Regions from separate parts of the Homo sapiens genome. Here all the other regions are linked to region 1. Evidence: chromatin loops called from intact Hi-C (ENCODE). Cell type or tissue: endothelial cell of umbilical vein. All regions are shown on one strand. Links, peaks and the distances in the headings refer to the core of each region. The heading gives the core; the rest is flanking DNA.

Region 1 (5,000 bases), core at 1-5,000:
AGGGCTTCAGATATTTTGCACGAATTTTAAAACATGGCAATAAATGGCTCGTGGGCTCTGGCTCCCTGGGACCCCCTCCCCGCCCTTCTTTTGACCCCTTCCTGTCTGGCCCAAAGGAAGTAGCAGGCCCAGCTGGGGCCCCTCGGCTACCCCCCGTCTCCTGCCGGGCAGGTCCCAGGTTGGAGGCCCTAGGCGCGGTTCAGGTCAGGGCTATGGATGGGGCCCAGGGGCTTTGGTGGCCCCTCCCCAACTCCTTCCTCTTTGCTTGGGTTCCTTTTTCACGTTTAGTAACTGTTTTTTTTTTTTTTTTTTTTTTTTTTTTGGAAAGCACAAACTTCTGTAACGGGTCGTGCTCATGTCTGTTAATAAAGAAATCCAGATCCCTTCGGGCTGCCGCCTGCCCTGACCCAGGTTCCCAACTCCTCCCACCTCCGAGGCCGCAGCACCTCCTTGCCACCAGGGGGCGTCCTCACCCTAATTCCAAGGCCCGCCAGGCGGGGGCGGGGTGGGGGGGCGGTGCTAGGGGCTAAGGCTCCCAGGGGAAGCCGCTTGGCACCTACAACCACCGGAGAAGGGTTGGTCTTAGACTTAGTGCTGTACCCTTAGGTTCTGTTGTGGCGGAAACGCACGTTGAGGGTCCTTCCCGCCAAGGCCCCGGCTTGTCTGGTCACACAGAACCCTGGGCGAAAGCAGCCGGTGCACCCTCCGCTTGTACCAAACCAGATCACACACCTTTATTATCCTCAAAATGTAACAAACGGGATAAGAAATCCCTCCCTCCCCCCGCCCCTCCCCGCAGTCCAGGGAAGCATTTAAAAAGCCCCGCAGTCAGGCCAGGAGTCCGCCGGTGGGGCCCGGGGCGCCGGGCGCCCCTCTATACGGCTGTAGTCCTCCCGAACAAGGGGATGGAGACCGGCAGACGCCAAGCTCCGTGCTCCAGGGGCTCGCGGCTGCTGAGCTCTGAGTCGGTCCAGCTGGGGAAGACCCGGCGGCCACGGTCGGCCTGCAGGCAGAGGGCTGGGCAGGGCGGCGCGGGCCGAGGGGCGCTGGGCAGGTGCAGCGCCGAGGTGTAGCCCCGGTCCAGGAAGAGCGGCTTGTAGCTGGGAGGCGGCTGCTCCTGCTTCTCCGCGCTGTCGCGGCGACTCAGGAAGGGCGTGACGATCTTGCGGTAGAGGCCGCGCGTGTCCGTGAGCACCTCGCTATAGGGCGGCGGCGGCTCTGCCATCAGCACCGCCTCTTCGTAACACGGTGGTTTGGACATGTCCGATTCCGCTGCGGAGTGGGAGGCGGTCGGAGGAGGTGAGGCCGCCGGTTCCCAGCCTCTCGCAGAGGCCCCGGCCAGGGGCCGCCCGCGCCCCAGCCCTAGCCCGAACCCGAGCCCGCCGCCGCCCGTGTTCTCCCGGAGGCTGCGGATGGAAGCCCTGAGGGTAAGCAGCGAGCCCTCCAACGCCCGCCCACTTCCGGCGGCCCGGATCGCCCCCTGGCGGAGGTCGGTACTCACCTTGGCGCGGGTAGCTCCAGGGCCGTGGCGGCACCGACAGGTGCGTAGGCGGCGGGTGCGGGAGCGCGTGGTGGTGCGGGTGTGGGTGCGCGTGCGCGTGCGGCTGCGCGGGCCCGTGGTGCAGCAGCGGGTGCACGTGCACGTGCGGATGCGAGTGCGCGTGAGCCGGCGCCTCCAGGCGGCTACGGTGTGGTGGTGGCTGCGGCGGCGCCAGGCCCGGGGGGCTCCCGGCCAGACTGCCCTCGAGTTCGAGGGGCTCCAGCTCTAGGGCGCGCAGGTTCTGCTCGCGCAGTCGCTCCTCCTGGCGCCGTTTGAGGCGGCGGCGCAGGAAGCTGCAGAAGCAGCAGAGCAGGACGATGAGACCCCAGATGAGCCAGAAGCCGGCGAAGCACGTGAGGAACGTGTAGGTGCCCTGGGACATCACCATGGCGGCGGCACGGGCGGCGGGTCCTCAGACGCTTCACTGGACACTGGGCTCCGCTGCGTGGCCCCGGGCCCGCGCCACACTCTCAGGTGCCGCCAGCGTCACTCGGGGACCCGCGGCCGGGGGCTGCCCGTGGCAGGTCTCAAGTCGTGCGCGCGCCGGCGGGGGACAGCAGCGGCGCCCGCTCCTTCCCATGGCGCCGGCGGGCGCGCGGGCGTGCCTCACCCGGGGCCGCGCGGGACCTGTAGGGCAGACACGGGGCGCAGTGAAGGCGCGCCGCGGCCCCCAACGACTTCCCGGCCCCCGCCCGCGCCCTGCGCAGTCCGGGGAAAGCCTCCTCCGTGGGAACCTCGCGCTCCCCGGGGGCCCGGTGACGTCACCGAGGAGGGTGACGTCACGCCTCGAGGTTTCCCCGGTAGGGTTTCCCCGATCTGAGCCCCGGCCGCCGCCGCGGAGCCCGGGCGCCGAGGGGAGCCGAGGCGGGCCAGCAGGGGGCGCGCGAAGGACGGACTCCAGCTCTGAGTCCGAACGAGAGATTCGCCATCCGCAGTCCCGGGGCCAAAGGGTTTCAGGAGCCTGTGCGCACCAGGTCCCTGAAGAGGCGTCTCGGCGCCGTTGCTGTGCGGCGGGGAAAGGGTGGTACATCTCCTAGAGCCCCACAGACAGCCACCCGACGCCCTGTACAGACGCCTGGCAGCCCCTGGCTGCCCAAAGCCCGGAACAACTGGCTCCGCACCGCGCCCTCCGGGTCTCCCGCCGCTCCCGTAGGGGGGCTCAGGCGGGTGGCTCCGACTGGTAATGCGTGCCACCGGCCCTGCCTTTGTCTGAGCCTAGCGCGCCGCGCCGGGCGTGGGCCACACTCTCTTCCTTTCCTCCAGGCGCCCTGCCTGCTCCAACTCCGCTTCCCCGCCTCCTGCCCTTGCACAGCCCCACTTGGCTCTGCCTCTGTCTTCAGGCCGCCGTCTCCCTTTCCCTCTCGCGGAGGGGAGGAAAACTAGATGAGGGTTGGAAGCTAGTCTTTCGTACCCACCTGGTCCTGCACTCACTCCAGATGGGCATCTCTAGTTCCGCTTCCTCCTCTCCACAGCTGCGGGTGAGAGGGGGAACCTTGCACCCTAAGAGGGAGGTAGGAGGGAGCCCTGACTCTGAGAGTGAAGGGTGGCAGGTGACTGCTCACCGCCCCCACAGAACAGAACTGAGCCTTTCCTGAATGCCTTATACACACAGGTTTGAACGAAAGCCTTTGGGGTAACTGGAATGATTCCTATTTTACAGACGAGGAGTTGGGGGAACAACTGGCTGTGTAGATGGCAGGTGGTAGCACCATAATTTGAACCCAGGCCTGGCCACAAAACTCTAGCCTGAGTGGGGTGGGGGGTAGCGCTGCCTGGGCTACTTTGTGGGCCTCTTCCAGGAGCCCCACGGACCCTACCCTCCGCGTGCCCGAGGCACACACACACTGCTTCGAGAGCCACAGGGAGCCTGAGCCCCAGGCTGGGGGGAAGCCAGGCCATGGCCACCCCACACTTCTCCCCAGATGGCTCCTGTCTGACTCCATGGCTGCCTTCAGCCACGTGCCACTTGGTGCCCTTGCCAGTCCCCTTCTCCTGGGCCTGCGTTCCAGAACAGACAATGGCAGGAACCATAGCTCTGCCCGCCCCCTCGACAACCCTGCCATGAGGCTGCCATGGTGACGCAGCCCAGATAAAAACACGATGCTGCCAGTCACTGGGAGTTAATTACATCTGTTATTCTTTTCCTGAGCCATCAGGAATGCTCTGAGGAAACTGGCACTAACTAGAGGTCCCCCGGTCTGCCAGGCAGGAACAGCTCTGGGTCAGAAAAGGTAACTCTGGGGCTGGAGGTGATGGGGTTTAGCTGAATTAGAAATATCTTTCAAGGACCACGCAGAATCCTCTCTTCAACACCACCTTGTCTGTGGTGGTTGTGCCCATTTGATAGACAGGGAGATAGGCTCAGAGAGGGGAATGACTTGCCCCAGGTCACACAGCTCAGAAGGGGAGGAGCTAGGATTTAGCCTGAGTCTGAATCCAAACTCTGTGCCAGATGTAAGTGGCAGCCATGGGGGCACTGGGCAGACAAGCCAGCTAGCAGCCAAAATGCATTCCCATCCCTTCCCACCAGGGCCCTGGCATGCCTGATCACCAGCCCGACTCTGCTGTGGAATAGCAGTGTGAGAAAGAGCTACAGGATGAAGGGGAGATGTAATGGCAGCGCCAGGTTAGCAAGAGACAAAAGAGAGGGCCCTCTGTGCCCTGAGGGCGCCCAGCTCAGCAGGTGGGGCATTAGGCCATACAGGGCAGGCCACGCCCAGGACCTGCTGGGTGCCGTCATAGCTGCATTTTATAAACTAGGCAACTTTGGGCCAAAGAGAGGAAGGCTCTTGCTTAAGGTCACATAACTAGCCCCCTGGCCCCAACCTGGCTCCACCCCCAGGTGGAGTGGGTAGGGATTTGACACTGAACGCTGTCTTCTCGGCAGTGCCACAGCAGGCCCACGGGACTGGAATCCTGTCTGAAGCCTCCCTCCCAGGTGCTCAGTAGACTCTCATCTAACCGACCATAGGTGCTCAATACATAAACATCAGAGGTTCATTCAGACCTTTCAAAATGCTCTACCTGACCAGGCCAGACTTGGCAAAGCCTCCCGAAAAAACCATGCCCCCTTACTGCTCCTTTACTATGTGAGCTCTTGCCCTTGTCTGGGAGCCTTTCAGACTCAGAGCCTGCCTGCAGCCTGCTGCTCCCAGCCACTCCCTCCACTGCCCACACTGCTCCAGACTGGTAGTAGCCAATACGTGCCTCCTCCTACCTACCCAACACATTCAGGTGCTCGGAGCGATGCCCTGCAGATGGACCGAAGTCTGCCATTTGATTACTCACGTTCTGTTTCCTGTTTCTCTTTTCTTACTTTCTTGAAGGTTATTTGAACATGTTTTAGGGTTGCATCTTGATTTATCTGTAGTGCTTTTGAACCATATCGCTCTGCATGTTTTCTCGGGCCACACACTCACTGGGAGCACGGCAGGGGGATGAAAGCGAGACCCTTGGTGAG
Region 2 (7,583 bases), core at 2,457-7,456, 140 kb after region 1:
CAGGCGCCAGTTGCTCACACCTGTAACGCCAGCACTTTGGGAGGCTGAGGTGGGTGGATCACCTGAGGTCAGGAGTTCGAGACCAGCCTGGCCAACATGGTGAAACCCCCTCTCTACTAAAAATACAAAAATTAGCCGGGCCTGGTGGTGCGCGCCTGTAATCCCAGCTACCCGGGAGGCTGAGGCAGGAGAATCACTTGAACCTGGGAGGCAGAGGTTGCAGTGAGCCGAGATTGTACCACTGCACTCCAGCCTGGTGACAGAGCGAGACTCTGTCTCAAAAAAAAAAAAAAAAAAAAAAAAAAAAAAAAAATATATATATATATATATATACACACACACACACACACACACACACACACATATATAAAAAACTGTATATAATTATATGTAATTAATATAACAACAAAAATTACATAGACAATTTTATATAATTTCTGTGTATATGAGATATATATTATGTGTGTATATGACTGAGGAAGCCAAGCTCATAGGCCTGTGGAGTGAAGTGTTTCCTCAGAGACCAGGCATGCTGTTGGAAACATGAGGGAAGAATAAGCAGTTAGAACCACCTGGAGACACGGATATGCAACTTTTTAGTTGACATAAAGGACTCAATATAGGGGTTGATAACAAAATGGATTCACCAAATTAGTTGAAGATCAACTAATTTGAAGATCAGATCAAAGATCAGAGGACCTTGGGAGGAAACACAGAGATGGAGATTTATAAAGAGATTTATAAAGAGGAGATTTTTAAAGAGAATGGGCCCGGCATGATGGCTCATGCCTGTAATCCCAGTACTTTGGGAGGCCGAGGCAGGCGGATCACGAAGTTGAGATCGAGACCATCTTGGCCAACATGTTGAAACCCCGTCTCTACTAAAAATACAAAAAAATTAGCTGGGTGTGGTGGCGTGTGCCTGTAGTCCCAGCTACTTGGGAGGCTGAAGCCGGAGAATGGCTTGAACCTGGGAGGCAGAGGTTGCAGTGAGCCGAGATCGTGCCACTGCACTCTAGCCTGGTGACAGAGCGAGACTCTGTCTGAAAAAAAAAAAAAAATTAAAAAAATACAAAATTAGACGGGCATGGTGGTGCGTGCCTGTAGTCCCAGCTACTCGGGAGGCTGAGGCAGGAGAATCACTTGAACCTGGGAGGCGGAGGTTGCAGTGAGCTGAGATCGTGCCACTGCACTCCAGCCTGGGCAACAGAGTAAGGCTCTGTCTCAAAAAAAAAAAAAAAAAAAAAAAAAAAGAAAAGAAAAAAAGGAATATGGAGAATATAAATGGAAATCAGCAACCAAAAGATAACTGAAAAAATCCTTTGTATCTGGAAACTAAAAACATACTACCAAATAACATTCGGACTTAAGAATAAATCATAATGAAAGCCCCACACTAAAAGAGGAAAGCTTCAGGACCTGGCTAAAGGAAGAGAGGTTTGTGGCTGGAACAAGAACATTTGCAGGGTGCCCGGATCCCTTGAAGAGGACACCCTGACACTGACCGTGGGAACAGCCTACGCTACACATGCAGGCGTTCAGGTGGAGTACTCTTCCCATACTCCAGAGAACAGGCTGAAACTTTTGACTCAGCAAAGGCCAGAAGGAAAAGGGGAAGTGGTTTATCAAGTGCCTGCTGGAGCATATAACATCCCAGACACTGAGCACTTGCATACAAGTGACCGACATGGCTGGCCCCACCGCTTGCCAGTGCTGCCTGGTCAGTGGGTTAGACTCATCCCATGACGCTAGCAGGGTAGTTGCTCTTGTTGTCTTTGGAAGGACCTTTTCTCTCCTTTTCTTTTTTGAGATGGAGTCTTGCTCTTGTTGCCTAGGCTTTAGTGCAATGGCACAGTCTTGGCTCATTGCAACCTCCGCCTCCTGGGTTCAAGCGATTCTCCTGCCTCAGCCTCCCGAGTAGCTGGGATTACAGGCATGTGCCACCACACCCGGCTAATTTTGTATTTTTAGTAGAGACGAGGTTTCTCCATGTTACTCAGGCTGGTATCAAACTCCCGACCTTAGGTGATCCACCTGCTTTGGCCTCCCAGAGTGCTGGGATTACAGGCGTGAGCCACCATGCCCGGCCATGGAAGGACTTTTTCAAGAAACCGATGTGGTCAGTTTTCCGTATACCTCCAGGTGTTCTGTTCTGGCGTCTGGGTGCTCCACCAGCACGGAGAAAGACGAGTGCCCTGTGGCCTGAGTCCCAGGCACTGAACACTCTAGCCTGGGCAGCAGCTCCGGGAGGACTCAGCTTCCCGAGCACCGCCCTCAGGTTGGGAATCCACAGCAGCACCCACAACACACCACACAGTGCACCAGCCATCAAGGGGGCGCACAAATGACCAGGGCTGCCTTCCAGGCAATGGCCACTGCCTGGTGGATCCAGTTAGTAAGCCAAGAGCAGTTTGAGGACATACCATCTCCATCTGGCATCAAACCACCCTGCTCACTGCGCCAGTTGTTGTAAGGACACCTTGGATTTGTTGTCCTTAGATATGATGTAACAGACACAGAAATGACTGCCATGGTGGGAAGAAGCTTATACTCACAGTTCCCTAGAAACAGGCGGCACCGCACACTAACACGGGCCACACGGGGAAGCACCAGTGTTGGTCGGGGGCAGAGGGAGGGAGGGGAACTGTGGGGCAAGAGCCTTTATTGTGGTTTGCTTAGGAAGGAACCTGAGAGGCAGAGTGAGCAGGTCTAGGATTGCCTAGCTTGAATAATTTCAATGGGTTTGGGGTAGGATGTCCCTAGTTGTCCAGTCTCTGGGGGATAGTGGTGCAGCGTGTAAGAGCCCAGTAAAGGAGGTGGTTGGAAGGTATGGGCTCTGGATTGGTTAGTATGAATATGAAAGGCACGGCACGCTTGCAGGTGAGTGAGTGAGTTACTATCTCTAGGAATTGGATGAGAGGATGGAGTATGATGAACCTTTGATTCCTGGAGGGCCATGAGTTCACTGTGGTATGGAAATGCAGCTGTGCTGTGATCAGTTAGTGGAGGCAAAAATTAATAATGAATTTTAGAAATGATGGATGCAACTCCCAAGGAGTTAGTTCACTGGACGTATAAGGAAATGCAAAGTAACTAGAAACAAGCTAAATATACCATCCTATTGTTCTCTGTAGCAACAATGAAGGCAAAAGATGGTGATAGGGCAGATCCTGAGATTGGGCCAAGCTTGGATTGTGGCTGGTCTGAGCTACAGCTATTCCCAGGGCCACTTTTGAGGGGGAAAATTATGCTGAAACAACAGTGAAGATGGTTAGAATGATTCACAAGAGAGTGGGGAAAACAAAGGGAAGAGTCAAGATACTCATCCCAGCAGGATGGAATCTTTAAAGGGTTCTTAATGAAATGGACTGAATAAAGTAGGCATTGATGGGGTCAAAACAAAGGTCATCTCCAACACCCTTGGAAGTCCTTGGGTGGACAGATGGGAGCTTCTGCTGGTCCCCCACTATTGAAGGGCCCTAAACAAATCTGATTTACTCACCTTAGTTTGGAAGATTTTAAAATGTTAGAGGGAGGCCGGCCTGTAATCCCAGCACTTTGGGAGGATCACCTGAGGTCAGGAGTTCGAGACCAGGCTGACCAACATGGTGAAACCCCATCTCTACCAAAAATACAAAAAAATGGTCAGGCGTGGGGGCACACGCCTGTAATCCCAGCACTTTGGGAGGCTGAGGCGGGCGGATCATGAGGTCAGGAGATCGAGATCATCCTGGCTAACACGGTGAAACCCTGTCTCTACTAAAAATACAAAAAGTTAGCCGGGTGTGGTGGCACGTGCCTGTAGTCCCAGTTACTTGGGAGGCTGAGGCAGGAGAACCGCTTGAACCCAGGAGGCAGAGGTTGCAGTGAGCTGAGATCACACCATTGCACTCCAGCCTGGGCAACAAGAGCAAAACTCTGTCTAAAAAGCAAACAAACAAACAAACAGACAAACTAGCCAGGCATGGTGGCGGGTGCCTGTAATCCCAGCTACTCAGGAGGCTGAGGCAGGAGAATCGCTTGAACCCAGGAGGCAGAGGTTGCAGTAAGCTGAGATCGCGCCATTGCGCTCCAGCCTGGGCGACAGAGTGAGACTCCGTCTCCAGGAAAAAAAAAAAAGGCCAGAGGGAAAGATGACAAGGAGAAAGCTGATAGGTAGTCACCTGGGGCAATTGTGCCACAATCTAATCAAGATAATGACTGACACCCACTGCGGACCCAAGGCCATGTGGACATGAGCCGGTGAAATGGTCAGGGGCTGCAGGAGAGACTTTACTGGGACACCTTTTTGTGGAACCCAAGCTCTGTGATTCCAAAATCTATTTGTGAAGTCCCAATGGGAGCGAGAGTTCGACTGGGAGAATATGGGAATGTGATACCTGATGGAATGGAAACGGTGAGGGTTGAGCAGGCTTTATGCAAAGCGACTGCAGCTCCTTTACCTGAATGTACTATGGGGGTGGATATTGGGTCTGGCTGAGGTGTTTCTCTTACCTAGCATGCTAAAGCGGAAGGCATGTGAATCTCCCCACCTGCCAATATTGATTGGATGTACTTGATGGAAACCAGTAAGATTGCCCAAGCCTGTGCAAGTTGTTCATTTGTTGTACCGTAGCCCCGCTGAGGAGCAGACTGGACCTGAGGGCAAAAGCCGGAGTGCCACCTAGTGGCAACCACTGGGATTTTGGACCAGGAAATTTCCATTTGACTAACTTGCTATTGGATTTAATTAAAGTCCAATTGCCCCTATGACTTAAGGACATAAAATAACCTTGAAACCTGAAATACTTATAATTTCTTGGGTGATGTTGGGGAAATACTCTGATAGGAGGGCAGTGCCCAGAAGGGTCCATCATCATTTGGAAATGATTTTTCTGGAAACATGCTATCTGGGGAATGCAAGAAGGCCGTCCCAAGTGGGTGCCTCTTCCCCCACAGGCAACTTCAGAGCCACCTAAGGAGTTTCACGGGCCACATGGGCAGTGAGTGCCCTATGAACAGCTCTCTATTGACCAACAAGAGCCGCCTGGTTTATGGATGACAGGCGGCTTTCAAGGTGACAGGACAGCTTCCTATCTGGAAGACCATCAAAGAAGGTAAAAACAAATCACCTCAGCAGGTTGAATTGACTGGTGTTTGTGCTACATCTCACGGGCAGTGGCCAACCTGCCCGCACAGTCAGCAGAAGGGCAATGGAAAACTGGCCTATTAGTGATCCCACTAATAGGTCCACATGGGCCTGTGGACATCATTATGGGAGTCGGAGGGGTACATTAAAGTAGGACGTTTGATGTTCATCAGAAGAACCCCATTCCAGGATCAGGGGGTGATTGGATTCAGTCAGTGGATATTCTGGTGTGCTCACTTAAGGAGGCCTCATGATATGAGGGACATACGGGGTTGCCACAGTGCAGGGATGGACTGAGTCTAGACATGTTCCCCTTGCACCCTCTGAGGCACAAAACACCAGTAACTGTTCTGTCTGTCAACGAGAGGCTTGATAGGCAAGTCACACTGAAGCCTGTAGCCCCAGGAAGTGTAAGTCGTGGCAGGAACAGTCACTCTGCACACTGGGCTCAGCTTCCCTGTGGTAGATGCAAATGCTCACAGCACAGTAAAAGGACTGGAACTCAGCTGAGCGCAGTGGCTCACGCCTGTAATCCCAGCATTTTAGGAGGCCGAGGTGGGCAGATCACCTGAGGTCAGGAGTGCGAGACCAGCCTGGCCAACATGGTGAAACCCTGTCTCTACTAAAAATATAAAAATTAGCCGGGCATGGTGGCAGGTGCCTGTAATCTCAGCTACTTGGGAGGCTGAGGCAAGGGAATCGCTTGAACCCAGGAGGTGGAGGTTGCAGTGAGCCGAGACCGCGCCATCCATTGCCCTCCAGCCTGGGGGACAAGAGCGAGACTTCATCTCAAAAAAAAAAAAAAAAAGGTACCAATTTGGACTCTGCCAGGTCACATTTCTTCAGACCAAGGAACACATTTTACAGCACATAGTGTCCAACAGTGGCGGAGACATCCTCCCCAGAGTGATGGTTTGATGAAGAATTGGAATAGGCAAGTGAAACATTTGTTGACTGAAATAGGAAAAGCCAGGCAAGGTGGCTCATGCCTGTAATCCTAGCACTTTGGGAGGCCGAGGCAGACGGATTGCTTGAGCTCAAGAGTTTGAGACCAGCCTGGGCAACAATGGCAAAATCCTGTCTCTACAAAAAATACAAAAAATTAGCTGGGCGTGGTGTTGCACACCTGTAATCCTAGCTACTCAGGAGGCTGAGGCAGGAGGATCACCTGAGCCTGCGAGGTCAAGGCTGTAGTGAGCTGTGTTCATACCACTGCACTCCAGCCTGGGCAACAAAGTAAGACCCTTCATATATTACCAAGTTGGGCAACATACATGAAATTGGGGTTAGAGTAGGGAAGTATGGGTAGAATAAGACAGGAAAAATATTTGAAGAGATAAGAACTGAAAACTTTTGCAGAAGCTCAAGACACCCCAGGCAAGGCAAGCACCAAGAAAACCACACCCAGGCGTGTCACAGCCAACAGTTGAAAACCAAAGGTGAAGAGAAAATATTAAAAGCAGATAGAGGATAACAATACATTATATCCAGTGGAAAAATAAGACTTTCAGCTGACTTAGAAAAAATGCAAATCAGGCCGGGTGCGGTGGCTCAAGCCAGTAATCCCAACACTTTGGGAGACTGAGGGGGGCAAATCACCTGAGGTCAGGAGTTCAAGACCAGCTTGGCCAACATGGTGAAACCCCATCTCTACAAAAAATAAAAAAATTAGGCATGGTGGCATGCAGCTGTGGTCCCAGCTACTTGGGAGGCTGAGGCGGGAGAATTGCTTGAGCCCAGCAGGTCAAGGCTGCAATGAGCCCTCATTGTGTCACTGCACTCCAGCTGGGTGACAGCAGAAGACCCCACCTCAAAAAAAAAAAAAAAAAAAATGGCCATACTACTGAGCCTACAGAGGCCTGTTTGCAGTGTTCCTCCCCGGATAGCAGGGGCTGCCAGGCACTTCTGAGACCTGTCTAGCCAGGGCTGGCCTCTTGGCTTAGCCCCTGTGACACCAAGCGAGGGACCGGCTGGCACCCAACTCCTGATCATTATGCTGCACTGCCACAACAGCTGGGGTTGGCGGGGGGGGGGGGTGCGTTCCAGAGGTGGCCTCTGTGTGGGGGTCTGCTGACTGCTTCTTCTGACATCCTATGGGCATGGAGACACAGGCCCACCAGCCCTTCCCTACCCCTTGCCTATGGCTTGGCCAAGCCCCTGTTCGGCATTGGTTTGCTCTGTCGCTGAGGTCGTAGTCTGCAGGAAGAGGCTGACCCTGAGAGATGCAGGGCCCACTGCTACTTGGGAGAATGCGCTGAAGGAGGGAGGCCTGGGAACCTCCTGGAGCAAGTGACATTGAGCAGAGATGGCAGAGGCAGGGAGGTGGGCAAGGCCATGGCATGTCCCCTGCCCAGCTCAAACTTTGTCCTGAAGGCCATGGGAGCGTGGGCCTTCAGCGGGGGCATGAGGCCTTCAGTGGGGGCGTGACCTGGTTAGCTCTGTGACTGGGGAGTGC
Region 3 (7,583 bases), core at 1,377-6,376, 51 kb after region 1:
TTTTTTTTGAGATGGAGTCTCGCTCTGTCCCCTAGGCTAGAGTGCAATGGCGCGATCTTGGCTCATTGCAACCTCCGCCTCCTGGGTTCAAGCGATTCTCTGCCTCAGCCTCCCGAGTTGCTGGGATTACAGGCACACAACTTCATGCTCAGCTAATTTTTGTATTTTTTAGTAGAGACAGGGTTTCACCATGTTGGCCAGGCTGGTCTCGAACTCCTGCCCTCAGGTGGTCCGCCCACCTTAGCCTCCCAAAGTGCTGGGATTACAGGCGTGAGCCACCGCGCCTGGCCCCCATTTGCATCTTAAAGGTCCATCTCAGATCCATTTCCATTTACTGTCCTAGTTCTGGTTTGGTCCTTGGCAAGTGCACTTTGCCTTGAACAAAATAGTGGCAAAAGCTTATTGAGCAGGTACTTTGTGCCAGACACTGCTCAGCATTTCATGGCATTATCTCATGAAGCCCCACGACAATTCCTCTGAAGAAGACACAGGCAATTCTCATTATTCGCGATGGTTATGTTCTATAAAATCACAGTGAACATTGAACTAGCAAACAGTATTAGGTTCCTGTGAGCCTCTGGTCACAACATTTTCATCAACCAACAGCATATAATCTGGTTTTATGTATGATTCTGTTTAAAGACATTTTATTTAGTATATGTGTTGCTGATTCATCAATGCTAAGCTGATGGCACTATAGCACACACCTGAATCAAGTGTCTAACACACGCTTTCTCCCTAAGGTAGCCTTCTTGTGCTTAGGAACTACACAGCTCTTCAGCAGGAGGCTCAGAGGCCATTTCCAAAAGCCAAATCCCCAGCAAAAGCACAAAGTGTGAAAAACGTTGCACTAAGTAGACTGAGAAGGACACTCATTCAATAGGAGAGCTGAAACAAGCAGCAGCAGCGTGACGCCTTGTTGAACCTTAACTGGGAATGTGCAAATTTTTCACTGCTCTGTGCATGCCCACAAATGGCCATGAAAACATTTCAAGTATTGACTTGGGAGTTACAAATAAAATTCAGCAAGTAGGCACATTCTCAATGTAGAACCAGAGAAGAATGAGGATCAACTGTACTATTATTACTGCCGTTTTACAGATAAGGAAACCAAGGCTCAGATCAGAGTGGTTAACAGTGACTTCAACATTCAACAAGTATTATTAAGTGCCTACTTTGTGGCAAGTGCTCTTCCTGGCCTTGGGACTGAAGACTTACCCAAGGTCACACAGCTAGCAGGTTGTGGAGTCAGGAGTCTACTCCAGCTATCTGACTCCTGAACCCAAGTTTTTTTTTTTTTCTTTAAGATGGAGTCTCACTCTGTCACCCAGGCTGGAGTGCAGTGGCGCGATCTCGGCTCACTGCAAGCTCCGCCTCCCGGGTTCACACCATTCTCCTGCCTCGGCCTCCCGAGTAGCTGGGACTACAGGCACCTGCCACCACCCCCAGCTAATTTTTTTGTATTTTTAGTAGAGAGGGGGTTTCACTGTATTAGCCAGGATGGTCTTGATCTCCTGACCTCGTGATCTGCCCGCCTTGGCCTCCCAAAGTGCTGGGATTACAGGCTTGAGCCACCGCGCCCGGCCCTGAACCCAACTTTTAGAGCAGAAAGTGTTTTCAATGCACAGCGACCTTTTTGAGGGTCTGTCCTTTTCCTGACCAGACCCTGAGGGACAGTGCCTGAGCAGTTGAGTACAGGGGAAGTCCTCAGAGAGTGTGTTGTCCCTGCAGTTCTCACTGTCACCGGGGAGCCCTGCCACTTCCCCTTCCAGTACCACCGGCAGCTGTACCACAAATGTACCCACAAGGGCCGGCCAGGCCCTCAGCCCTGGTAAGACTACGCAGAGGAGTTGGAGCAGGGGCCTGGGAGACATGTACCCTGCCTGTCCTTCTGTCCAAGGAACTCTGCTTGGAGAGAGGGGACTGTGATAGGGCAGGGTGGGCCAGGCCCCTGGGTAGAGCAGGGAAGCCTTGTCTCTTTCTACAGGTGTGCTACCACCCCCAACTTTGATCAGGACCAGCGATGGGGATACTGTTTGGAGCCCAAGAAAGTGAAAGGTGCTACACACAGCCTCTGGGGTGGCCTGGGGCTCTCTCCTCCCGCCTCATTACTCTCCTGGTATCACCAGACCCCACACACCTGGGATTCTGGACCCAGCCCCTTCTCTCCCTCCACAATACCCTTTGGAAGTCCAGAGGGAGAGTTCTGGGAAGGAGTGGTCCCATTTTGCAGGTGGGTAAACCAAGCTTGGAAACTTGGAGTAGCAAGGTCACAAGGCAAGTAGGTTCAAGAAGGGCCTTGGCCCCCAGCTGTGTGACTCAGCTCCCTGCTCTTCCTTCCACCATGTCCATCTCTCAGACCACTGCAGCAAACACAGCCCCTGCCAGAAAGGAGGGACCTGTGTGAACATGCCAAGCGGCCCCCACTGTCTCTGTCCACAACACCTCACTGGAAACCACTGCCAGAAAGGTGAGGAGATGTGGAGGACCTGGGCGGGGTGCTGGGGGACAGGGGCAACCCTGGGCCTACAGAATAGGTTGCTGGATACTCGGAGACTTGGCATGGTCCTAGACTCTCCTGAGACCACTATCCCTCTTTGTCCCCAGAGAAGTGCTTTGAGCCTCAGCTTCTCCGGTTTTTCCACAAGAATGAGATATGGTATAGAACTGAGCAAGCAGCTGTGGCCAGATGCCAGTGCAAGGGTCCTGATGCCCACTGCCAGCGGCTGGCCAGCCAGGGTGAGCAGATGGTTGGGAACGGGCCAGGGAGGAGCGTCAGGAAGACAGGCTGGCAGGAGGCCGGGTGGTGTGCCAGGAAGGAGAGCTCTCTGGGGGGGTCTTTAGGCCCAGGGGTGGCTCACTGCGTTCCCTCCCCAAGCCTGCCGCACCAACCCGTGCCTCCATGGGGGTCGCTGCCTAGAGGTGGAGGGCCACCGCCTGTGCCACTGCCCGGTGGGCTACACCGGAGCCTTCTGCGACGTGGGTGAGTGAGGGTCTGGGGCAAGCAGAAGGCCAGCCCCCAGGTGGGACGGGCTTGCCAGGAAGGAGGAGGGAGAGTGCGGAAAGCAGATGAGAGGGAGGCAGGAGAGCCCAGCCTTGGCTGCCCAGGGAGCCCCCTTTCTCCTCAGACACCAAGGCAAGCTGCTATGATGGCCGCGGGCTCAGCTACCGCGGCCTGGCCAGGACCACGCTCTCGGGTGCGCCCTGTCAGCCGTGGGCCTCGGAGGCCACCTACCGGAACGTGACTGCCGAGCAAGCGCGGAACTGGGGACTGGGCGGCCACGCCTTCTGCCGGTGCGCCGCGTGGGGCTGGGTGACCCCTCCGCCCCAGGGCTCCGGGCTCCCGGCGCTCTAACGGCGCCCCGTCGTGTGGCTACAGGAACCCGGACAACGACATCCGCCCGTGGTGCTTCGTGCTGAACCGCGACCGGCTGAGCTGGGAGTACTGCGACCTGGCACAGTGCCAGACCCCAACCCAGGCGGCGCCTCCGACCCCGGTGTCCCCTAGGCTTCATGTCCCACTCATGCCCGCGCAGCCGGCACCGCCGAAGCCTCAGCCCACGACCCGGACCCCGCCTCAGTCCCAGACCCCGGGAGGTTAGGAAGTGGGGGGGGGAAGGAGGAGCCGAGAGGGCGCCGGGCGAGCTAGATTCCGGCCAGCCGGCCGCGGGCTCTCCGTCCTCAGCCCCTGCTCCTCCACAGCCTTGCCGGCGAAGCGGGAGCAGCCGCCTTCCCTGACCAGGAACGGCCCACTGAGCTGCGGGCAGCGGCTCCGCAAGAGTCTGTCTTCGATGACCCGCGTCGTTGGCGGGCTGGTGGCGCTACGCGGGGCGCACCCCTACATCGCCGCGCTGTACTGGGGCCACAGTTTCTGCGCCGGCAGCCTCATCGCCCCCTGCTGGGTGCTGACGGCCGCTCACTGCCTGCAGGACCGGCGAGTACCCGCCCGCCCAGAGCCGCCCCAGGGGCCGCGGCTCCTCCGTCTCCCAGCGCAGCTTCCACGCTGCACCCGAACCCGTGCCCTACCTTCTCCCGCCCCACCCTTCTTTCCACGCCCCTCCGGAGCTCCCGGGGAGGAAGCTGGAACACGGGATTGGGGTTCGGGAGCAGGGGGCTTCCCCAGAACGCTTGTGGCCAGGTCTGAGAGCGCTGCCTCTCCCCTACCCCCCCCGCAGGCCCGCACCCGAGGATCTGACGGTGGTGCTCGGCCAGGAACGCCGTAACCACAGCTGTGAGCCGTGCCAGACGTTGGCCGTGCGCTCCTACCGCTTGCACGAGGCCTTCTCGCCCGTCAGCTACCAGCACGACCTGGGTGCGTGGGGGCGCCCCGCGGGGACGGGAAGAGAGCTTGGGGCCCCGGCGTCCCCGCCTCACGCTCCTCTCCGCCCGGGTTAGCTCTGTTGCGCCTTCAGGAGGATGCGGACGGCAGCTGCGCGCTCCTGTCGCCTTACGTTCAGCCGGTGTGCCTGCCAAGCGGCGCCGCGCGACCCTCCGAGACCACGCTCTGCCAGGTGGCCGGCTGGGGCCACCAGTTCGAGGGTAGGCACAACTGCTAGGGGCAGGGGTAGGGGAGGAGACCTTTGATCACTGGGTTAGGCGGAAGAAGCCCGCGACTTTGGTATCGTTCCGGGTGCCTACAGAATGGGTGGCGCTGACCTGATGGGTTGTGAGAATGTGTAGGTGAATCCCAGGTAGAATCCCAGGGCCTGGGATTCACTGCTGGGATCCCCAAATCTCCTGGGGATACAGGGAGAATCGAACTTGCTCTTGGTTCCCTCTGGGCGCCGGGCTGCAAAGGCCAACTAGGACGCTGGCCCCGCGCTCCGGGCTAGTGTGGGAGCCAGGTTCTGCGACTCTGGATGGGTGGTGGGGGAGGGGTTTCTGTTTCCGCTCCGCCCATTCAAATCCTGGCTTTTCTCTGGACCTCAGCCTCCTTGCCTATGAAATTGAATTAATGGCACCTCCTCCCCTTCGGGCTTGCTGCGAGAGAGGAAGGGCATGAGTGGGTTTACAAGCGCCTGGAGCAGCTTTGTCCATCGTCCGGGCGGCAAGCGTTGTCAGATGGGGTGTGAAGAAGGCGCTCTGTGTTCGCAGGGGCGGAGGAATATGCCAGCTTCCTGCAGGAGGCGCAGGTACCGTTCCTCTCCCTGGAGCGCTGCTCAGCCCCGGACGTGCACGGATCCTCCATCCTCCCCGGCATGCTCTGCGCAGGGTTCCTCGAGGGCGGCACCGATGCGTGCCAGGTGAGCTCTTAGCCCGGTTGGCGCCCTTCCCCGAGGCCGTCAGGCACAAATCTCAGGTCCACAGCGCTGAGCTGCGTGTTTCCGACCCAGGGTGATTCCGGAGGCCCGCTGGTGTGTGAGGACCAAGCTGCAGAGCGCCGGCTCACCCTGCAAGGCATCATCAGCTGGGGATCGGGCTGTGGTGACCGCAACAAGCCAGGCGTCTACACCGATGTGGCCTACTACCTGGCCTGGATCCGGGAGCACACCGTTTCCTGATTGCTCAGGGACTCATCTTTCCCTCCTTGGTGATTCCGCAGTGAGAGAGTGGCTGGGGCATGGAAGGCAAGATTGTGTCCCATTCCCCCAGTGCGGCCAGCTCCGCGCCAGGATGGCGCAGGAACTCAATAAAGTGCTTTGAAAATGCTGAGAAGGAAAGCTCTTTTCTTCATGGGTCCCGCCGGGAAATGCCAAGACAGAAAAGCGATTCACAGCTTCTCCACAGCTCTCAGAGAACAAGGTCTATGAGATCTTAACGTGCAAAATCTAGATGCCAGCCCAGCTAATGTTTACTGAGCCTAGGATACTGTATACCAAGCCCTGTGCAAGGAGAAGCTGCATGTTATTCCTTATGAGAAACTAACATTTTGTTTACAGAGCAGTAGTTCTCAGACCATACATTAAGATCACTTGGGGAGCGTTTTGAGCCAATCTATGCCCAAGTTCCACCTCAGACCAATTAAATCAGTATGTCTAGGGATGGGGCATGGGTAGTGGTATATTTGTAAAACTCCCCAGATAATTCCATGTACAGCCAAGGTTGAGAATCGTGGTTAGAAATACTTAGCATTGGCCGGGCGCGGTGGCTCACGCCTGTAATCCTAGCACTTTAAGAGGCCAAGGCAGGTGGATTGCTCAGGAGTTCGAAACCAGCCTGGGCAACACGATGAAACCCCGTCTCTACTAAAATACAAGAAATTAGCCGGGCACGGCGGCGTGCGCCTGTAGTCCCAGCTACTCAGGAGGCTGAGGCAGGAGAATCACTTGAACCGGCAGGAAGGAAGGAAGGAAGGAACAGAGGGAGGGAAAGAGAGAGACAGAAAGAAAAGAAAAAAGAAAATAGAAAAAAAGAGCATTGACTGTGGCGTGGACCCTAAGGGCTGGGTGACATATCGTTGTCCCCACCCCAACACGCACTAGTGTAGTGGGTCTGAGAGTCCCTTGGCTAGCAGTACCATCACCAGGGAACTTGTTACACATAACAAATTCTCGGGCTACACTTTATACTGCTGAACAGAAAGTCTGGGGTGGGGCCCAGCAATCTGTTTAACAGCCTTGCGGGGGATTCTGATGTTCTCTCATGCTTAAGAACCACAATCTGGGGGTTGAATGGTTGGTTCCCTTACAAGTGAAGGTCTGGCTGTCCAGACACAACATCCTTTTTTCACAAAACCAGCTTTTTAAAATTAAAAATAGATTGGCCAGATGCGGTGGTTCACGCCTGTAATCTCGTCACTTTGAGAGGCTGAGGCGGGAGGATTGTTTGAGCTCAAGACTTCCTGACCCGCCTGGGCAACATAGTGAGACCTCATCTCAAAAAAATTTTTTTTAATTAAAATTTGTTTTTGCTTTTTTAGAGACGGGGCCTCGCTCTGTGGCTCAGGCTGGCGTGCAGCGACACGATCCTATAATAGTTTACTATAATCTCGCTACTGAGTTCAAGCGATCCGCCCGCCTCGGCCTCCCAAAGCGCTGGGATTACAGGAGTGAGCCGCTGCGCTCTGCCAAACCCATCCTACAGGATAACCTTAGAACTGCGACAGCACTAAACGCCCACGCCCCACGTGCCCCAGCCTGGGTGGTCGCTCCGGGACGGCGCCTTGTGTGACGTCACAGCCCCGCCCAGCCTGCCTCACAGCGCCGCAGGCCTTCCCCGCGTGGCGCCTCTATATTTCCCCGAGAGGTGCGAGGCGGCTGGGCGCACTCGGAGCGCGATGGGCGACTGGAAGGTCTACATCAGTGCAGTGCTGCGGGACCAGCGCATCGACGACGTGGCCATCGTGGGCCATGCGGACAACAGCTGCGTGTGGGCTTCGCGGCCCGGGGGCCTGCTGGCGGCCATCTCGCCGCAGGAGGTGGGCGTGCTCACGGGGCCGGACAGGCACACCTTCCTGCAGGCGGGCCTGAGCGTGGGGGGCCGCCGCTGCTGCGTCATCCGCGACCACCTGCTGGCCGAGGGTGACGGCGTGCTGGACGCACGCACCAAGGGGCTGGACGCGCGCGCCGTGTGCGTGGGCCGTGCGCCGCGCGCGCTCCTGGTGCTAATGGGCCGACGCGGCGTACATGGGGGCATCCTCAACA
Region 4 (6,997 bases), core at 1,305-6,304, 64 kb after region 1:
CAGGCTCAGGAGCTGGGCTAGTTGACAGCCATGCTTCCTGGGGCTGGACACAATAGTGGCTGTGTGGGATTGCCCTGCCACTGCTAGGCTCTGCCCCTGCCATGCAGGACACCTCCCATGTTGCAGGCACTTACATTTCTCCATGGTGGCATTTCCAAGGGTCTGGCTGGAGTTGGCCTCTGCTCTGGACATGGAGGTGGGAGCCTAGATCAGGAGGAGGGTGACTTAGTGAATTAGGAAAACACAGCCTGAGGTTGGGGCTGAGATGGGAGTTAGGGAGAGATGGGGAAGATGGAGATGGGCCTCCTGCTCTGTGACCATGGATGGGTCTCTTGCCCTCTCTGAGCCTGTCTCTTCCACTGAGGACATGTGGATGAAAGTGCCTGCCACACAAGAATCTGGTCCTCTGTGTGTTCTGCCCTGTCACTCCACTGGCCCAGCTCTCCCTGGGGCCACATCCAGTGGCTTCCTGTCTTTCTTTTCCTCCCTCTCTCAGTGGCATTGGGTGCTGCTGAACATGTTCCTCTTTTTCTGAAAACTCCCCCTTCCTCATCTTTTATTACCCATCCCTTTCTCGGTGCCCCTTCCCCAGCATCCTGGCTCCTTCCTCTCCTCCAAGACACCCTTAGCTCAAGCTCCATTCTCCTCTAGATCAATTCCTTATCCTCAGGGGGTGTAAGGGGACAGAGGGCCCAGCCCACACGTCTCTTCTGCCCACCTACTGTCAGTGAGACAAAGGGGCTCCCCAGGGAGGCCCTACAATTCAGAAGGCCACAGGTCCGGGCCGGTAACCTAAGTGAGCAGCTCGGGCTGTGTGTGGAAGAGGTGGGGAGAGTTTCTGCTGGGCCTGTAGAGTCAGCAGTAGCTACTCAGCTCCTGATCACTGTCACCATCCAGGGACGCAGCCTAGTGTGGCTAAATTGCCCAATTTCTATGAGAAAAGCCACAACTCTGAAGTTCTAGATGAAATCTCCCAATCTGGGCCAGGTGCAGTGTGGCTCATGGCTGTAATCCCAGCACTTTGGGGGGCTGAGGTGAGAGGATTACTCGAGGCCAGGAGTGGGAGGCCATCTTGGGCAACATAGCAAGACCTTGTCTCCACAAAGAAAATTAGGGCATGGTGGTGTACACCTGTAGTCCTAGCTACTCAGGAGGTTGGAGCAGGAGGATCTCTTGAGCCCAGGTGGTCGAGGCTGGAGTGAGCTATGATCATGCCCCTGCACTCCAGCTTGAGTGACAGAGCAAGACCTTATCTCAAAAAATGAAAAACTCCCGAAAGCAACAAACTCCCAATCTGTAAATATTGGCGACCACTTTGAGTTATCTTTTACAATTCAATGAAGGTCAGCAGAAGCAGGCCAGTCTGGCCTGTGGACAACTCATTTGTAGCCTTGTTGGGTTAAGAAGTTATTTATTTATTTATTTATTTATTTTGAGACAGAGTTTTTGTTCTGTTGCCCAGTCTGGAGTCCAGTGGCACAATCTCGGCTCACTGCAACCTCCGCCTCCTGGGTTCAAGCGATTCTCCCGCTTCCACCTCCCGAGTAGCTAGGGTTACAGGCCCCTGCCACCACGCCCAGCTAATTTTTTGTATTTTTAGTAGAGATGGGGTTTCGCCATGTTGGCCAGGCTGATCTCGAACTCCTGACCTCAGGTGATTCACCCACCTCGGCCTCCCAAGGTGCTGGGATTACAGGTGTGAGCCACCATGCTGGCCAAGGTAAGAACTTTTATGGCGTCTGGTGTAACATCCGGGTTTATTTTAGCGGGATGTGCTCCCTTGAATGGGGCAATGTGCTCTTCTGTGCTCCCAGTTCGCCACATCAGGGCCTTGGGGACCCATCAAGACTGGGCCTGAATGGCAGGCCAAGAAGCCTGGAAAAAATAGGCTGCGATGGGCTAGATGAGAAAACCAGGCTGGGAAAGCAACGGTAACTGCTGCGAGGGTAAGGGAGAGAGAGAGCCAGGTGTTTGCTGTTAGGCAGATCTGAGTTCAAATCCTGCTTCTTATACCAACCACCCTGGGTAAGCCATGCCACCTCTCAGAGCCTGTTTTCTCTAACGCAGGATAATAGAGGAGCTGCTGTAAAGGTTACAGGGGGAATGTGTTTAAAGCGCTCATCACAGGGCTTGGCTCATCATGAGCCTTCGGTAAACTGTCTTCTGATATGGAGTGACCCTCTCCCTCGCTGGGCCCGTTCAGGATCACATGGTTGGGAGGCTGTGTGTGTGACTGACTTCCTAGGTCAGGACCAGTGGCCCCTGCAGATGAACCTGAGAACCCTAGCCCTGTTGGGGAGGAGCCTGCTGGACCTTCCTGGGAGTACCCAGCCTGGATGCTGAGGTAGCAGACAACCCCTTGAATGAGTAGGTGCCTGGTCAACGTGTGCCCCACTGACCTAACCTGGGCTGGGCCCAGTGGTCTCTGTGGGGAGGACTGTGGGACCCTGCGAAGGCTGGAGGAGAATGGGGAACTTTACTGGGGTCCCAACTTAGGGCTGGCAGAGGCAGCAGCAGGGCCAAGCCCTCTGGGTTTTTAGAACCTTGACCTTCTTGCCTGGGACTGTGTGGCCCTGGCTGGGAGCCCAGAGACCCTAAAGTACAAGAGAGGAAGGTAAAGCTGGCAGGAGGGACAAAGCCAGGCAGAGAGTGAACTGCCGGGAGGGAGCAGGCCCTGGGGCTTCCCTGTGGGGCAGAGGGAGAAGATGGAAACTCCAGCTTAGATAAAAGAGCTGGGAGGCCCAGGATCTGGGGGCATCTTCCCAAGATGTGCCCATCCCTGCCTGGGCCTGGGGTGGGGTAGGAGAGGCTGGAGGGGCCTGAAGCGGGTGGTGGGCTCTGTGGGAAGAACAGAATGGGCCTGTGGACAGCCCTGGGCCCATACCCCAGCTGAGCCGTTCCCAGCTGTGTGTCACCAGAGCAAACACTTAGCCTCTCTGGGCCTCAGTTTCCTCCTCTGCAGCATGAAGTCCATAATGCTACCCACCTTTTCCCAGGGGCTAGTTGGAAGCATTTTGGAAGAGGGAGTTGGGATTTAAGTGCCTATAGGGACACCCTAAATTAAAGAGGCCCCTTCTGGGGACTGAAGGAGGTGATTAAGCTCACAGGAGACTGTCAGGATGTGGGCCAGCGCAGCAGTTTCCCCCTCAGAGGAAGGGGAGCTCTAGGGCCTTTGTTCTTCTGGAAGCCGAGGGAGAGCACTGTGCCAGCAGCACCACCTGGTGGCGAAAAGGAGAACTTCTCCTTAGAGCAACACCCGCTATCTCTGGAGTCGTCTCCACGTGGCTATGGTCACCTGGTGGCCTTCAGGCCTGATGGGCAGCATGGGAAGCAGACATACATAGTAGAATGTCAGACCGGTGAGTGAGAGAGGCAACGAGATAGTCAGGATTCTACCAGGATTTGTATCCTACCTCAATTACATGGACTTGGGCAAGCCACTGCACTTCTCTGGGGCTCAGTGCTCCTCGTCTGTAAAATGGGGACGTGATAATCCCTGCCTCCCAGGTTGCAAGTCCTCAAAAGATGCTTGTTTAATCCAGGCAGGTATAGTTGACAGTCCACAGTGTGGCCACATAAGAAGGTGATTCCCAGGACGGTGTCAGGGTCCCGGGAGACTCAAGTGTCTGATCACTCAACTGCCGCTGCTGCTGCTTTCCCCATCTGGTAGGCCTTGGACTTGCCTCCTCTCCCTGGTGCATAGCTTCCCTGGAGACTGTTTCGGGCTGGTTCAGGTCCAGCATGGTGAAAGTTGGCGTCAATGGGAACAGGTTGGAAGGGAGCACGGGGAGACTCTGTGGCCCGTCTTTGGGCAGGAAGAGCCAGGACGCACTTCACACTTTGCAAGACCAAGCACATCCACTGCTGTGTGAGTCACACTCCTTCGGGGCGCTGTCCCAGAAAGGGGATGAAAGTGAGAGCTTGGGTCCCACCCACCAGCTACTCTCCAAGCCGAGGAAATGAGACCCTGCCCTGCAGAAAGCGTTTAAGGAAAGCATTTCCTGGTAGAGTGAGGAAGAGAAACCAGCTGGACAAGTGTCAGCTGCAGCCGTAGAGAAAGGCCCAAGGGCGGCCTCCCCAGAGTGAACCTGGGTGAGGATGACTTCAAGTGAGGACGTGGAGGCTGCTGGTTGAGATCTGCCGGAAGCTGCAGTAGGTGGCCGGCAGGGAGCTCAGGGGCAGTGAGGAACAGAGCTGTCTTCCATGGCTTGCTTTTTGCGAAGATCAAAGTGTGTGATTTCTCTCCCTTCCAGATTTTGCTATGAAGTAGAGAGGCTTGTGGTGAGTCAGAGAGCACTAAGAGTGCTCAGAGAGCTCGTGAGAAAGTGGTTGATGTATTAAAGAGGTCATGAAGTCAGCGTAAAAGCTGCCCGCAGGGGTTTTTTTTTATGTAAGGCTGCTTTGAACACTCAGAGGCTGAGCTGGAGCAACTTCAGATGCAAAGGAGCATCGCAGGGCGAGTCAGATGAGTGTTTTCTGTTCGCACCAGGGTAAAGGTCCAGTCACAAGAAGCAGCAAGGGGAAGGGGAAGGGGAAGGGGAAGGGGAAGGGCTTGTGCTGTGCTGTGCTGTGCTGTGGCTTGGATTTCCTCGTATCTCATTGTAAATGGAGTTATGTCTCACATGCAAGCATCAGGGAGAAGCAAATATGGTGCATTGTGGTTTGGATGAAGCATTTGCCTTTTCACAGCTGAGTAAGGAAGTGTGCTAATTGCCTGCTTCCTCATCAGCCTGGCATAATGGGTGGTCCATGAGCATCCACTTGATTCAAACAGATCTTCCCAGTATTAGAAGCAGCAGAAACAGTGCAGAAGGACAAGGGACTCCCGCCTGTGGCAGTCTCCAGGAGAAGGAACCCCCGATGCCAGCACAAGCGGCTGTTAACATCTCCAAGGAGTTCTCCACGCAGCTCACCTTCCTGTTACTTTCCTTGGTATCCTTATAGCACTCTGCCTCTTCCCCACGTTACCTGGGTCCCAAAACATGGCCCAGCTGAGTCACTAACCCCTCTAGGGTGCTCAGGCCCTGACATGGTAGGATAAGCTCTGGCACGTTTCTTAGCCTCTCTGAACCTGTGTCTCTACCTGTGAAACCCAAGGGTTGCGCTGGATCAGCGGTTCTCAAACTTGAGCACTGAGCACACCTAGAGGAACTGCTGAAGCATAGGCCATTGGCCCCGCTCCCAGGGGTTTCCAGATTCAGTAGGTCTAGGGAAGGGCAGGGTGATTTGCATCTCTAATAGGTTCCCACACGGCACACAAGATGCTGGCCTGGGACCACACTTCAAGAACCACTGGGCTAGATCAATTACATAACAACTTTAATTGATTGGTGATGTCTGCCTAAGGCGATGTGGGAAGTTGGGAGGAATTAGCAATGTTAACTGTAAGCACAGTAGAAGGGCCACATATTTGCCCTCTCCTGGCTAAATGATCTTCAAGGTCTATCTGGAGCATTTTGAACAGACAATGAAACCAAGAGTCTGAAGAGGGAGTCCTCTTACCTGGGGTTAGGCCTGGGACTCACCTGTAAGGAGTCTGGGTGGCACCAGATCTGGATGAGACTGTGGTTCCTCAGGGACTCATCACCAGTGGCAATGCTGGTTATCACAGACTCGTCCAGCTGTGGGCAAGATGTGGGCAGGGGGAGTGAAGGAGGCTGGGTCCCTTGTTACCCCCACCCTCACCCCATGCCAGGCCCTGCTGTCACCTGGATGATGAGCTTCGTGAAGGGCTCTGTGATGATCTTGAGCAGGTCAGGAGCATCACGGCCACCATGGATGTTGAAGGAGGCCACCACAAGTCGAGTGATGTGGTGCAGGTAGCCAGTGGCAGCCTCCAGGGGCAGCAGGACCAGCACTGACAGCCAGTTAAAGCAGTCATGCACCGTGGCCCCCGCGAAGGCCCTGGGCAGGGAGGCCACATTGCAAGGCAGGCTCGAGCCAGTGCACAGTCACGCCTGGGGTTCCTGGCATCTGGGGCTGTCCTCCCCCAGGCACGAGCCCCCAACCCCCAGCCCCCCTCACCGCCGGAAGTCAGTCCTGTCCCCCGCCTGCATCAGGGCCACGATGGTGTTGGTGACAGAGGTGCCGATGTTGGAGCCCATGATGATGGGGATGGCAGAGCTCACCTCCAGCACTGGTAGAAGAGAAGACGTCCTAATGAATTTGACGGTCACCCAGCTCCTGCACCACCACAACTCCTGTCAGGCCCCCCACCCACGTCCCAGTCCCCAGTGGCCGCTCCTGCCATGCTGCTGAGTCTGCCTAACGTTGGCGTCACAGGTGCATGTGGGCACGGGCTGTGCGTTTACAGGTGTGTGCATTCATCCATGCGAGTAGATGTACACGTGCTGCACATGGTGTATGGATGTGAACGTGTGTGCGTGTGAGGCCTTCGTTATGAGGGCTCGTGGGCTCATGTCCTATGTGCAAATAGAGATTTGTGCTTGTGTGTGCACACATGCCCCAGAGTGTGATGGTTAGTTTTTTTGTTTGTTTGTTTTGAGACAGAGTCTCGCTCTGTCGCCCAGGCTGGAGTGCAGTGGCATGATCTCGGCTCACTGCAAGCTCTGCCTCCTGGGTTCATGCCATTCTCCTGCCTCAGCCTCCTGAGTAGCTGGGACTGCAGACACCTGCCACCACGCCTGGCTAATGCTTTTTGGTTTTTGTTGTTTTTTTTTTTTGTATTTTTAGTAGAGACAGGGTTTCACCGTGTTAGCCAGGGTGGTCTCGATCTACTGACCTCGTGATCTGCCCCCCTCAGCCTCCCAAAGTGCTGGGATTACAGGCATGAGCCACTGCGCCCGGCCAGTGATGGTTAGTTTTATGTGTCAACTTAGCTAGGCTGTGGTACCCAGTTATTCAACCCAACACTAGCCTGGGTGTTCTGTAAGGTGTTTTGTAGATGCAATTCACGTCTACAGTCAGCTGACTTTAAGAAAAGGAGATTATCCTTGGTAACCTGGGTCAGCCTAATCCAATAGAATGAAAGGCCTCA

The links. A loop is a pair of places that touch in the nucleus more often than their neighbours do. Peaks named below come from ENCODE experiments on the same cell type or tissue, not always from the same donor. Only the 100,000 strongest peaks of a DNase experiment are listed, where the experiment ranks them.
Region 2: a loop joins it to region 1, with 8 times the contacts of the local background. A loop is called at or near these places in 65 of 110 quality-filtered maps.
Region 3: a loop joins it to region 1, with 11 times the contacts of the local background. A loop is called at or near these places in 109 of 110 quality-filtered maps.
Region 4: a loop joins it to region 1, with 16 times the contacts of the local background. A loop is called at or near these places in 109 of 110 quality-filtered maps.

The regions. Positions count from the first base shown.
Region 1 is chr5:177,451,996-177,456,995 of GRCh38, reverse strand. PRR7 (proline rich 7, synaptic) reads right to left here. Exons shown (of 4, transcript NM_030567.5): 2 at 2,956-3,040; 3 at 1,502-2,167; 4 at 710-1,272. The coding sequence starts at 1,928. The coding sequence ends at 875. DBN1 (drebrin 1) reads left to right here. Exons shown (of 15, transcript NM_001363541.2): 15 at 1-386. Among named protein-coding and RNA genes, the nearest start is that of PRR7-AS1, 6.6 kb to the right of the region's middle. RefSeq lists silencers at 382-581, 952-1,091, 1,182-1,731, 2,241-2,472, 1,922-2,531 and 1 more and enhancers at 1,394-1,688, 1,936-2,636. In endothelial cell of umbilical vein, for the core only: CTCF peaks have their summits at 445 (motif pointing right), 1,508 (motif pointing left) and 2,401 (motif pointing right); DNase peaks (open chromatin) are centred at 495, 1,475, 1,665, 2,405 and 2 weaker places; H3K4me3 peaks cover 2,199 bases; H3K27ac peaks cover 2,342 bases.
Region 2 is chr5:177,315,144-177,322,726 of GRCh38, reverse strand. No RefSeq gene overlaps it. Among named protein-coding and RNA genes, the nearest start is that of MXD3, 7.0 kb to the right of the region's middle. RefSeq lists enhancers at 1,788-2,287, 2,288-2,789, 4,505-4,799 and a silencer at 4,505-4,799. In endothelial cell of umbilical vein, for the core only: a CTCF peak has its summit at 4,670 (motif pointing left); a DNase peak (open chromatin) is centred at 4,656.
Region 3 is chr5:177,400,210-177,407,792 of GRCh38, reverse strand. It overlaps F12 (coagulation factor XII), which reads left to right. Exons shown (of 14, transcript NM_000505.4): 3 at 1,732-1,831; 4 at 1,988-2,058; 5 at 2,360-2,470; 6 at 2,608-2,739; 7 at 2,879-2,983; 8 at 3,129-3,294; 9 at 3,380-3,597; 10 at 3,703-3,934; 11 at 4,176-4,312; 12 at 4,396-4,539; 13 at 5,095-5,243; 14 at 5,334-5,652. The coding sequence ends at 5,501. PFN3 (profilin 3) reads left to right here and starts at 7,132. Exons shown (of 1, transcript NM_001029886.3): 1 at 7,132-7,583. The coding sequence starts at 7,217. RefSeq lists silencers at 3,157-3,486, 3,837-3,886, 3,917-3,966 and enhancers at 3,252-4,109, 4,966-5,823. In endothelial cell of umbilical vein, for the core only: CTCF peaks have their summits at 3,234, 3,898 (motif pointing left) and 5,095 (motif pointing right); DNase peaks (open chromatin) are centred at 3,232 and 3,812; H3K4me3 peaks cover 1,160 bases; H3K27me3 peaks cover 1,977 bases.
Region 4 is chr5:177,386,901-177,393,897 of GRCh38, reverse strand. It overlaps SLC34A1 (solute carrier family 34 member 1), which reads right to left. Exons shown (of 13, transcript NM_003052.5): 6 at 6,025-6,136; 7 at 5,709-5,904; 8 at 5,526-5,621; 9 at 135-204. Among named protein-coding and RNA genes, the nearest start is that of SLC34A1, 6.0 kb to the right of the region's middle. RefSeq lists enhancers at 2,909-2,988, 4,239-4,288, 4,429-4,478, 1,710-4,523, 3,564-4,763 and 2 more. In endothelial cell of umbilical vein, for the core only: a CTCF peak has its summit at 3,214 (motif pointing left); a DNase peak (open chromatin) is centred at 3,187.